Regions from separate parts of the Homo sapiens genome. Here region 1 is linked to region 2. The links are chromatin contacts, found by Hi-C or POLR2A ChIA-PET in ENCODE. All regions are on one chromosome and are shown on one strand. Each heading gives the region's core, a stretch centred on a gene start or an enhancer-like site at or near the end of the contact. The rest is flanking DNA. Distances are from core to core; before and after follow the strand shown. Region 1 holds the start of TRIM45 (tripartite motif containing 45). Region 2 has its middle 26 kb from the start of LINC01525.

Region 1 (6,007 bases), core at 23-2,522, 150 kb after region 2:
TTTCAGATTCCATACTTTTAAAAGCTTAGGCTCCAGACACTATGCCTATAGCATGAAACAGATAATGAAGGAATCAAGTGAAACAGTCGCCCACTGGGTACAAATTAAGTAGGGAAGGTCATGAACAAAGAAAGCAGTGAGGGCCCAGTAGACAAGCTGACGCAACTGGAGATAACAACAGGTGGAGGGGAAAGGAGCAGCTGTTTCCATTTTTGGAATTTTGGAGAATCAGGAGACGCCTGGTAAGGCCAGAGAAGGTGGCCGTGTAATTATAAAGTTAAAGGGGTCGGACGTGTTCATCTTCCCAATTAGTTTTAAGCCCACAAAGGGCTTGTCCCTCATTGCCACCGTCCATTGTCTCACTGTGACCAGGCAGGAGCCCTCCGTGATTGACTGATAAAAACAGCGGGTCCAACTCGCTCAGCTCGTTTCTGTTACACAGGACTGTGGAATCCCGGGTGACATTCAACTCCTTAGGTCATCTGCACTCCCCCCGGACCGGAAAACAAAGCCTTCCCGAGCCCGACAAGGAGGGTGGCGCTCCCTGGCCCGGCCGAAGTAAGCCCTCCATTCGACACCTCGGCTCCACGGTCTCCCGAACCGGTCCCCGTAACGCGAGCCTGAGATGCCCTCACCCCCGAAAAATACCCAAAGTCGGGGAGCCGCGGGAGTGCTTGTACCCAGCACGCTAGGCCTGAGGGACCTGTGAGCTACAGTAAGCGCCTGAGGACAGAGGGGAGCCTCGCAGCCTCAAACCCGCGTGGAGGAGAAACGTCTGGCGCCCCCGAGCGGCCGAGACCTCGGGAGCCCGAAAAACGTCTCCCACTCCCAGCGCAGAGCCAACTGACAGTGCCATCCACCAATGGGAGAACCCAGTCTGCGTTCGTGGGACGAGTCCGAGGGCAGAAAGAAGGCCGTCCCGGCGCCAAATCAGCGTGGCTTTTTAAGAGGTCCTGAGGCCTCTCTGGTCACCACAGAGAGAGGGACAGTCCCTGTGAAACGGTGACGCTGACTACACTATGCCGCTCGCTCCGAGCCTTGGCCTTTTCCTCCCGCCGCACTCTAAGCCCTTCGGCCGCCCCGCCCACGGCCTTGTCAGGTCCCGCCCCCCGCGTGAGTGGACTGGCGAAGATGTGGAATTTCCAAAACTTATTGGATGCTTAGTGGCGTCACTCTGGAGGGCGGCGGGGCCCGGAGCGGCGAGGGCCGCCGCTCTCGGACGGTGATTGGACTCGCCGGAGTAGACCGGGCTGGGATTGGTGTGAGGAGGGGCCAGAGCCCGCGGGCGTCCCGGGCCGAGGCGCGGGAGAGGCGGTGGACACCGAGAAGCCCGCCGGCGGCTTGCAATTCCCTCACCCGGCGCGCGCCTTTCGCAGAGGGAAGGAGCAAGAGGGCCCCTACCTCATCGTGCGCGGGTGGGGTCGGCGCTTGTCGCGTGTGGCGCGCAGTGGGGCGGGCGGCGGGAGGGGGGTGGCAGTGGAGGGAGCGAGAGGTGCAGGGGTGACTTTGTTGGCAGCAGGACTAGCTGGAGAGCTAGACCTGGAAGCGCATCCGGGGAGGACTTGCGGGGCAGAGGAGGGCGTGGGCGTGTCTGGTGTGGGATGCAGTGGAAAGGAGGGGGCCCTCCTGAGTAGATCTGTGGGTGATTCCTTCGAGGACGCCTCGTCTTCCCGTCTGCCCTTTTATTTGTCAGCGAGGGAGTCCCCATGGTCTCTGTTCAAGTTCTGGAGACTTTCTCTTTGGGTGGGCTTAATCACCTGCTACTAAATCGTAGAACTGCCCAGGGCCCTTTCTAATATTGGTCACAAACGTGAGGAGTATGTCAGAAAACAGAAAACCGCTGCTGGGCTTTGTAAGCAAACTCACTAGTGGGACTGCACTTGGGAACTCAGGCAAGACTCACTGCCCCCTGTGCTTGGGGCTTTTCAAAGCCCCCAGGCTCTTGCCTTGTTTGCATACAGTTTGCACCACGTGTCTGGAGCAGCTGGAGCCCTTCTCAGTAGTGGACATCCGAGGGGGAGACTCTGACACAAGCTCTGAGGGGTCAATATTCCAGGAACTCAAGCCACGAAGTCTGCAGTCGCAGATCGGCATCCTTTGTCCTGTATGTGATGCTCAGGTGGACCTGCCCATGGGTGGAGTGAAGGCTTTAACCATAGACCACCTGGCCGTGAATGATGTGATGCTGGAGAGCCTACGTGGGGAAGGCCAGGGCCTGGTGTGTGACCTGTGCAACGACAGGGAAGTAGAGAAGAGGTGTCAGACCTGCAAAGCCAACCTCTGCCACTTCTGCTGCCAGGCTCATAGGTAAAGATGGGACACTCCATCAGGTGTAGCTTAAGAGCAGATTACAAAGAGGTGTCAAGACAAATCCCTCGGTGAGCAGATGAAAAGGAAAGCCTTCTCAAATACCGTGGAAGGTCAAAGAGCAATATAACAATGCAATAGCAAATACTCCAGTACAACAGTTAACCCGGTTAGCCTAATATAGTACCTAATATATAGCCTAATATAGCAATAGCAATAAACCCTTTCAATTTACAAAGTGCAGCTACAGTTTCCTTCAGTCATTCGTGTAGTGAATAATTGTACTGGGTGCTGGAGAAACAGGAGAATGAATATAACAGCATAGATCCTGTTCTTGATCTCCTTCGATCTTGCAACTCTTACAGAAAAGCAGGCCCTGTTTTCGCCCCCATTTATTAATTGGGGAAACAAGCTCAGCAATATTATGTGATTTGCCAAGGTCCTACAGTTGGTAAGTGTGTAACAGAACTGAGTATTAAATCCAGATCATTTTGACTACATTCCAGTAACCCATGCTGTGCTCCTAGAATAGGTGATGATGATTGGCCGGACCTCAGCTTTTGCTTTGTGTACCTTAGAGTTACTCTGGAGCTTGGTGAGGTGGGCTGGTAGGTGTTAATTGGGGTGCAGACTATGTGTTTTATGGCATTTGGTGAATAGTTTGTCAGATGGATCACTTTTGTCCCTTCGTACTCTTACCTTACCCCATCCTAGGACACCAGAATATAAAATGACCACAGTTTTAGGATTAGCCTAAAATAGGTTTCGGGTTCTACTTCCATTTGTTTTCTGGCTACACTAACAGAACAAGTTTGTAGACTTCACTCTATTTTTAACTTGTAATTATGTGATAGTCCCTGCGACTGTCTTGCTGCCAGCCAAACCAGCTAACCCTATTTTCTCTGCAGCCACTCTTCTGGTGCCAGAATAGGCATATAAGCTTCAAATTGATACAATGCTAATGGAGGAACTCTGAACAGTCACCATGTTTTCCTAAGGATTTCCCTACATCTCTAGAGGGCTACTATAGGAAAGGAATTAGAAAGAGAGCTTTGATTCTACTAACCATTGGTTTCACACTTTCTTTTCTCTTTTTTTTTTTTTCTGAGATGGAGTCTGGCTCTAGTCGCCCAGGCTGGAGTGCAATAACACAATCTCCACTCACTGCAACCTCCACCTCCTAGGTTCAAGCGATTCTCCTGCCTCAGCCTCCCCAGTAGCTGGGATTACAGGCACATGCCACCACGCCTGGCTAATTTTTTGTATTTTTAGTAGAGACAGGGTTTCACCATGTTGGCCAGGCTGGTCTCAAACTCCTGACCTCAGTTGATCCGCCCACCTCAGCCTCCCAAAATGCTGGGGTTACAGGCGTGAGCCACCGCGCCCGGCCGGTTTCACGCTTTCTAATGATGTTGACGATGTCTCTTGAAAAAAATTCTAGCCTGCTGATTTGGGTGATACAGGTCAACAGAAATGCTTCACCAAAATCTTAGATGCAAGCTAGATGAGACTTGGTGTCTGCTTTTTAATTGCTTGGACTTTATTGCTGTGTTATCTGGCATGGTTTCTGTTTCTTGATGCTGGTTTTCTGCCATGCCCTCACTGCTAGCTTACCTTAGGAAGCCGACTGTGACTCTTGTCTAAACTCTTTGGGAAAGTTCTAGCATGCAGTCATAGTCTTGCAACCTTCTGCATAGGCATGTAGCCAGCCAGAGCCCTAGTCTGTTCACACGTTATTCTATACAACAGCTCTTTCAGGTAGGTATTGTCCCCACTGTACAGATGAGAAACTGGAATCAGAGAGGTTCATGCAATTAGAGATTAGAGCAAGGAATTGAAATCAGGTTTGTTTAACTTCAGATCCTGTGCTCCTAAAATCTCTCTGCCCAACTATTCCCAACAGAATTATCCCCTTATTTCCTGTTACTGATTCTGTTTGCCCCTAGGCGGCAGAAGAAAACGACTTACCACACCATGGTGGACCTAAAAGACTTGAAAGGCTACAGCCGGATTGGGAAGCCCATCCTGTGTCCTGTTCACCCTGCAGAGGAACTGAGGCTGTTCTGTGAGTTCTGTGACCGGCCCGTGTGCCAGGATTGTGTGGTGGGGGAGCATCGGGAACACCCCTGTGACTTCACCAGCAATGTCATCCACAAGCATGGGGACTCTGTGTGGGAGCTCCTCAAAGGTACTCAGCCCCACGTGGAGGCCCTGGAGGAAGCCCTGGCTCAGATCCACATAATAAACAGTGCCCTCCAGAAGCGAGTGGAGGCAGTGGCAGCTGATGTCCGGACATTCTCGGAGGGCTACATTAAGGCCATTGAGGAGCATCGGGACAAGCTGCTGAAGCAGCTGGAAGACATACGGGCCCAGAAGGAAAATTCCCTGCAGCTGCAGAAGGCCCAGCTGGAACAGTTACTGGCAGACATGCGGACTGGAGTGGAGTTCACCGAGCACTTGCTGACCAGCGGCTCAGACTTGGAGATCCTCATCACCAAGAGGGTGGTGGTAGAACGGCTCAGGAAGCTGAACAAAGTTCAATATAGCACCCGTCCTGGAGTAAATGATAAGATACGCTTCTGTCCTCAGGAGAAAGCAGGCCAGTGCCGTGGCTATGAAATTTATGGTACGATTAATACCAAAGAGGTTGATCCAGCCAAATGTGTCCTACAAGGAGAAGGTAGGAAGGCATTTCCCATTGACATTGAGAGGGCAGTGGACAGGGAGGTGGTGTGTGAAGATTGGTGGCTTGTTCTGCTAGGAAGCATGCCCTACTGACCAGGTTACCAAAGGTGGGGAGATAAACTGATCTGAAAGACAGTGACCCCCACCTTTGCCCTTTCTGGTTTGTTCTGGCTAGGGTACAGTTAATACAGGAGTGAGGCTTGACCCTTTTCCAGTTCAGAGAAGTAATAATGGCTGAGAAACACACAGATCATGTTTTGTTTCTATCAGATGGCAGAACAGAGACAGTGCCCGTTGGAGGTAACAGCAGTGACTAGGGCCAGGTGAAATTCTGCCTGCTCAGAGAGGAGCATGGCAGGCCCTGGATTCCTAGATCAAGTTCTGAAGGGAGTTTCAGAGGAATGAGGAAGATGAGATTACGGTTTCCTTTCCTTTAGGCCCTTTTTGGTTCACATCAACTTTACTGGCATTTAAAAGGATATGGTAGGTGTTTCATTTAATTGGGGGAAAAAATGGTTTTTTTTAACGAGTGTTCCCTTTCTAATGGAAGCATATTATTAAAACATATGTTTCACAGGTCAGTAGGTCAGTCCTGATAGGAAGATTGCATCTTAATGACACAGGCATTCTTAACTGTTTGGAAGCCATAGATCTCTTTGAGAATGTTCTCTCCTACAGAAACACCCAGTAACTTGTGCATACAATTCCAGATTTTTAGACTCTTCATAAGCCTTTCCATAGACCTCATAGTAGTTCATGAACCTCAGGTTAAGAAACCCTGTTTCATCTGAATGCTGGAGTAGGGGCTGTAGCTACTGGATATCCCCCCAGTACCTTGGCATGAGCTACCAAGTTGCAGAGGATCTCAAAACATGGAGGGTCGTGAGGCTGGTCAGCTGTACTCCCTGCCTAGCCCAGCAGGATCTGGAGCTTAGGGAGGGTGGTTTTGGGGTTACTATCCTCTCTCACAGGGTCTAGAGGTTTTCTTTAAATACCTCGGTCAGTCGTGAGTATT
Region 2 (6,229 bases), core at 2,406-4,905:
CCCCATCAGATTCTAACTCTTCCATAGAAGTGGAAGATAGAAAAGCAATTTTTTCCTGATGTTTGCATTTAAAAAGATGGCTTTGAGGTTCTTGAGGAAATATTTCTGAGTTATGAGACTGGCAAGAATCTTACTTAGCTACTATAAAGATTTATATACAGTTGCAAAGGATAGATAAATTCTGAAAATTAAAGGGAAATGGGGAGAACTCTTCCCTTATTTTCAATTACAGGAATTGAAATAAGAATTAAGACTCTTATTTCTGATTTGTATTTGCCCTTGTGCTGTCTTGCTCCAACTCAGGAAACTATGAAAGGCCATTCTATGTTCATGACCCCTGGAGGAGTTTCCAAGGCTGTCATTGAGACTATGTAGCCAGACTTCATTGAGACTGGATCCTAACTGCAATATGAGCAATGCAGACTAGTAGATGTGATCTGCGGGACCAAAATAGATGCCCTTTTATCAACTAAGATGGATCCCAAGGTTAAGAAAACAAAAGTTACCTGTGAGTCAAGGGTCCAGAGCTTGGCTGGCACAGCAACTTCCTAAATTCTGACTACAAGAAAAACCTTGAGCATGTTAAACTCCCTAACAATAGGTGCTATCAGGCAAATTCCTAACTCTGATTTACAACGCAGATCACTACAACTCTGATTGGACAGAGGAAAAGCATTCTTTTCTGATTAGCAACTGCAGACCTCAAGCCAGTTTCAGCTGGCTTACAGAGACTACACACAATCTCTATGTCTTTGTGTCCTATAGTTTACCTTTTGTCGTAAAGGGCCAAACTCTACCGCATTTTAATACTAAAACCCTGCCCCTACATGAACATGAGATGCGTGTTATATATATATGTTTGCCCATTGTGCATGCACTCAACTCCTCTCATAAAGAAGTATGGCTTTCCCCCCAGACCTGCTAAATATGTATGACTATTATGTAATACAGATCCTGTGAGGCATAAAACCCAACCTGCCCTTTCCCTTTTCAAAGAGAGGATACCGTTGGTACACACTGAAGACTGACTCTTCCCGTTTTGCAAACTGATGTTGCCAGTAAACTTGCCTTTCTACTATTTAGCCATCCTTGTGGTCTTTTGAGTGGCATAGGAAATTGTTTATTTCTTTCAACATTCCTTCACCAGAATTTAAGCACATCTTGAGTACAGGTATACCTCACCTTAAGAAAACACTGGTTATGTGAGTTTTATTGAAAGAGTTAAATTGGAGGGAAATTTTAATAATAGTGTGAAAGGAAAATATCTTGGGCCCCTTCAAGCTGGGAACTGCTCAGGGCAAATCTGCCTCCCAGTCTATTCAAAGTCATCCCTCTGCTCACAGAGATAGGTGTATATTCTGATTGCCTCTTTCGGAAAGACTTACCAGAAACTCAAAAGAATGCAACCATCTGTCTCTCACCTACCTGTGATCTGGAAGCCCCCAGTGGGGGGGCCTTGCTTTGAGTTGTCCCTACCTTTCTGGATGGAACGAACGTACTTCTTACATATATTGACTGATACCTCATGTCTCCCTAAAATGTATAAAACCAAGCTGTGCCCCGGTCACCTTGGGCACATATCATCAGGACTTCCTGAGGCTGTGTCCCAGTGCATCCTCAACCTTGGCAAAATAAACTTTCTAAATTAACCGAGATCTGTCTCAGATTTTCTGGTTTCACAATAGTTACCATTGATTTAGCACTATTATGTGCCAAATCCTGCTAAATGCTATATAACTATTAGCTCATTTAATTTTCATAACAATCTTTGCAGAGATCCTGTTATTAGCTTCATTTTATAGCTATGAGAAACTAAGATTAGAAAGGCTAAATAATTTGCCCAAGTTCAAATCTAGGAAGTGGTGGAGTGAGATTTGAAACTCAATTCTGTCTGACACCAAAAACTTGGCTAATTAACAACTAGACAAAATGCCCCTTGCAACTATATTACAGCATGCTTTCCTTGCTGTGAATAATTAGTTCTTTTGTAGCACTGAGAAGAGAATTGTATAATGCCAAAAAAAAGAAAAGAGTGTGTGTGTTATGTAGTATATTTTCTGGGGGAAAAATGGACACTTGTAGCTGCATAAATATTAAACCCTTCCTCTTAGTCTATTTTCTTCAACATCCATGAAAATAACTGGACATAGACTAAAAAGCATTTCTCAATATTCAATACATCAGGAATCTACAAATTATTCAGGACAGTAGGATCTACGGAAAGATATATCTTGAAAATAGGCCTTATCTGTTGCCCAAGAGATACAGGGCCATTGGTAATTTCAATGCCCTCTTTGGTTTATATGGACAGTGTTAAGCAAAATAACTTTTAGTGTATCTTTTTTAAACCTCTTTCAAAGAGAGATACTCTATCAAGGCCGTTTTCAATGTTTCAGTACCTCTTGCCAGAGCCCTGCACATGTTCCTGCATCCTAACATGCTCACTGTGGGTTATGTCCTGAGAAGACCTGCTTGGTTTAGCAGCTGTGGTACCCATGAAAGAAATACATCTCTGATCCTGTGGTAAGTGAAATCAAATTTCCCTGCATTTCCGTAAGACCCCCTATACCAAAACATTGTTGGGGCTCACAAACTGATACCTCAAAATATGCTCATTGACATACTTAACTGAAGAAGCCTCAAGGTCTCTCTGATCTTCCCCATCTGGCCCCCCCAGTCTGTCCCAAAGACAGGATGATGTTGAAGTTCATTTATCTGGCCAGACATGGTCTCTCACGCCTGTAATTCCAGCAGTTTGGGAGGTCGAGGTGGGCGGATCACTTGAGGCCAGGAGCTCAGGACCAGCCTGGCCAACATGGTGAAACCCCATCTCTACTAAAAAGAAAAAAAAAGAAGTTTCTTCATCTGTCTGAGATCCTGAACAGATCCTTTCACAAGATAACATACAAGTTCATCTCTGTTCCTTGAACCGTTCATTCTCTCCAGCAATTCCCATAACAGAATTTCTCTTCTCCATCACCCCATAACCTATTTTGCCAGGATGGTACATAAGTTTCTGAATCCCGTTGGGGTGGGGTAATCACTCTGCAATTCATTCTGTGTGCATGTTAATAAATTTGTATGCCTTTTCTTCAATCAATCTGCCTTTTGTGAGTTGATTTTTCAATGAAATTTTTTTTTTTTTTTTTTTTTGAGGCAGAGTCTCTGTCACCCAGGCTGGAGTGTAGTGGCATAATCTCGGCTCACTGCAACTTCTGCCTCCCGGGTTCAAGAGATTCTCCTGCCTCAGCCTCAAGAGTAGCTGGACTACAGGTGCCTGCCACCATGCCCGGCTAATTTTTGTATTTTTAGAAGAGATAGGGTTTCACTATGTTGGCCAGGCTGGTCTCAAACTCCTCACATGAATATTCACACTGAATATTCATGGTGATCTGCCCTCCTCAGCCTCCTACAGTGCTGGGATTACAGGGGTGAGCCACCGCCCCCGGCCCTCAGTGAAATTTTAGAGTGGGGAGGGGAAGCTTTCCTTAGGCCCCTATAGCACAATGGTCAGTTTAGTATACCTTGTTTTCGATTCCTTTTGTCTTTGCTAAGAATTTAAGTAACACCTGAAGCACCAGTCAGGCAGCATTCCAAAGAAGGTTCAGCCGCATTTAAACCGTCGTGTCCCCCTGTGAGGCACTCCAGGCCAGATCCCAATCTCAGCCACATTCTTCACTTACACTTGACTGGCTGAGAAAGAACAGAACAAAACTGCCTTGGGTCAGAGGCCACTTTTTTATATCAGATGATCTAAACTGTTCCTGGAAGGATGTTTATCTGCTGGAACAAACACCCTGGGGCCTCCTGGCTGAAGCTGGGCTTTCCTCTGTCCATGCATCCTCCAAGGCTATCCAGAGTGCTTTGAGCAGCCCGCCTTGTCCATTCTTTCCATTTGTCTCTGTCTCCCCAGAGAGAAACGCCACAGGGAAGTACATGACAAGCTGCTATGTTACCTTAACATTGAATTCCCAGCAGGGATCACAAAGCCATGGAAGATACTGGTTCAGAAATTAGCTGAGAGGGACAGAGGGCTTTTAGCAGACGAGTGCTGGCTTTGCCTTAGAGAGCTTTCTGGGTGGTGCTCTGACTAAGGGCATTCAGGTCTTTATGATTCAGGGTTATTATAATGGCGGTGCTAACTTTTCTTGCGTACTGATGTAACTGGCAGCACATTAAGTGCTTCACCTATATTACTGCAGTCTTCCCAAGAATGCTATGAGATTGGACCATTAGTGCTAGGAGGTAGAAGGGCTGGGAGGTTCCCTTACCCATGGCCATACCAAGGGTCTGAGCCAGGATTCACACTGGTCTGCCTGGCTTTAGCATTCATCCCTCACTGTTACTATGCTGCAGAGGATGAATTGGCAGCCCATGGGCTGGATTTTGTTTAGCCTGCCAGTGTTTTAAAAGACATTTAAAAATCTGAGCCAATATTTAAAATGCAAGTGATTTCACATATAAACAAACAAAATTCTAACATCTCTTAAAAATAGCTATGACTGGCAACACTGGGTCCTCAATCCCAAAGGCTCCTGGCTATTGGAGGTAAGTATTGGCTTCCCTGCTACATGGGGCATGTGCTCCCAGTTTCCCATAGAACCTAGTATGGCAGGCTGGCTCCATTCATGTACCTGCTCCAGAAGAGCCAGACTTGCATTATAGCCTTCTATAGCATGATTTTTGGGTGCTGTGTGTACCCCTGACCTGGCATAGCCCTAGAAACAGAATTCTGTGCCAATACCATAGCTTGGGTTGGTTAGGAACAGAGAACTCAAGTGTAAGCTGCTGAGGGTTTGTGGCAGGTAATTTATGGTTAATTCCAAAGTCAGTTCATCTCCAAGGGAGAGGGCAGGATAAAGAGGTGGCATGGGAAGTGCTGGAAGTGACCATAGACCTGGGATTGACTCCAGGTTCTGCCACAGGCTGGTTACATGAGCCACATTGAGTCACTTTCTTTCCCTGTACCTATAAGAAGGAGAGATTGGAGTTGATGTTGTCAGGTGGGTGTCAGCTCTGAAATTCTAATATGCCACTGCTTGTTAGTCAAATTTTCACAAGAGAAACTGACTTTGGAGGTGTATCTTCTGGCAGTGGACAATGGGTGCAAACGAATAGGTAATTAGCAAACAACTCCGGCTCAGGTTCAGAGCAGCTGGAAGGTTATGGACCCGGCCCAGTGAAGAGAGGTGTGGCCCAAAGCACTGCAGCCATTTTGAATGCCAGAGCTTTCTGTCACATTAGTTCAGGGGTCAGTTCAGGGCTTGGCTCTTTATTTAGAAACCATAATAGGAACTACTTAAACCATTCTTTTCCAGAGCAAATGCCTCACCCCAAAAAATATCACTGGGAACTATATTAGAGAGAATTGCACAATCTTTCAGTGCATTCAGAGGAACTCACAGGAACTGTATTGTTTTCTACTTTCTTCCTTGCTTTTGAAACACAAACCTTATCACAACAAAGTGAACCTGTTTCTCCAATTAAAGCAGTCATGAAAATAAATAGTTATCCACAAAACTGCACTGTAAGAAATAAAAATAAGTCAGTAGATCAGGCAAAGTGCCAAGAAAACTCCTTCGTAATACATTTTACTTATCTCCTCTTTTGTGCCTCTGCAGGTCTCTTAATTCCCTCTGGCCTGTCACCATCTCTGAGTGTATGTTTCATTGGCTTCTTTGAATAAGCCTTATTGTCTCTTTAGCAAAGGTGGTGTGTGCAACCTTATGTTCTGTTGCTTGTCTGAAAATGAGACCTCAGGCATGACTTCCTGGTATCTCCCAGGAATGAGCAGGTTTTAGGATGTGGACCCAATAGAAACTCTTCTGAGAGCCAGATACCAATTGAGGTTCTTAGAGACCTCTATGAGAAGGCCAACTTGACTGAACTGAGCCTACTGGCTTGACTTTGTAGAAACTTCCTTCTATAGCGGAGGCTAGCTGACTTTCCAGCTTGTTCTGGGGCAGTGCCTCCTAGATCAAGGCTTCTCCAACTTTAATGTTAGAATGTAGATTCTCATTCAGAAAGCCTGGGGCATGGTCCAGGAGAGGGTCTGCATTTCTCCCAGGGCCCCTGGTGATGCTGATGCTCCTAGTCCAAGGACTGCATTTTGAGTTGCAAGGTCCTACACTAGTAATTCTCAAGTGTCTGCTACCAGGACCAACAGCAACAGCATCAACTGGTAACTTGTTAGAAATGGAAATTCTTAGGCTCCACCCCAGATCTCCTG

What was found. A loop is a pair of places that touch in the nucleus more often than their neighbours do. ChIA-PET counts read pairs that join two places held with the same protein, here RNA polymerase II (POLR2A). Pooled maps may share reads with other maps.
Region 1: a loop to region 2 is called in a map of ectodermal cell, with 2.5 times the contacts of the local background. The contact joins the promoter of TRIM45 here to the enhancer-like site in region 2. A Hi-C loop is called at or near these places in 3 of 168 maps with a recorded cell type or tissue (PC-9, breast epithelium and ectodermal cell) and 2 of 50 pooled maps. POLR2A ChIA-PET finds 5 or more read pairs at or near these places in 6 of 52 experiments (Caco-2, H1, OCI-LY7 and 3 more).

What each region holds. Positions count from the first base shown.
Region 1 is chr1:117,117,014-117,123,020 of GRCh38, reverse strand. It overlaps TRIM45 (tripartite motif containing 45), which reads left to right and starts at 1,272. Exons shown (of 6, transcript NM_025188.4): 1 at 1,272-2,307; 2 at 4,254-4,987. The coding sequence starts at 1,820. RefSeq lists an enhancer at 838-1,007 and a silencer at 1,318-1,507.
Region 2 is chr1:117,266,562-117,272,790 of GRCh38, reverse strand. No RefSeq gene overlaps it. Among named protein-coding and RNA genes, the nearest start is that of LINC01525, 26 kb to the left of the region's middle. RefSeq lists an enhancer at 3,370-3,888 and a silencer at 3,850-4,144. Within about 2 kb of position 3,655, at least 3 of the 41 ENCODE cell types and tissues checked have a DNase peak (open chromatin) inside an H3K27ac peak, as active enhancers do; they include PC-9 and breast epithelium, where a contact is called at or near this core.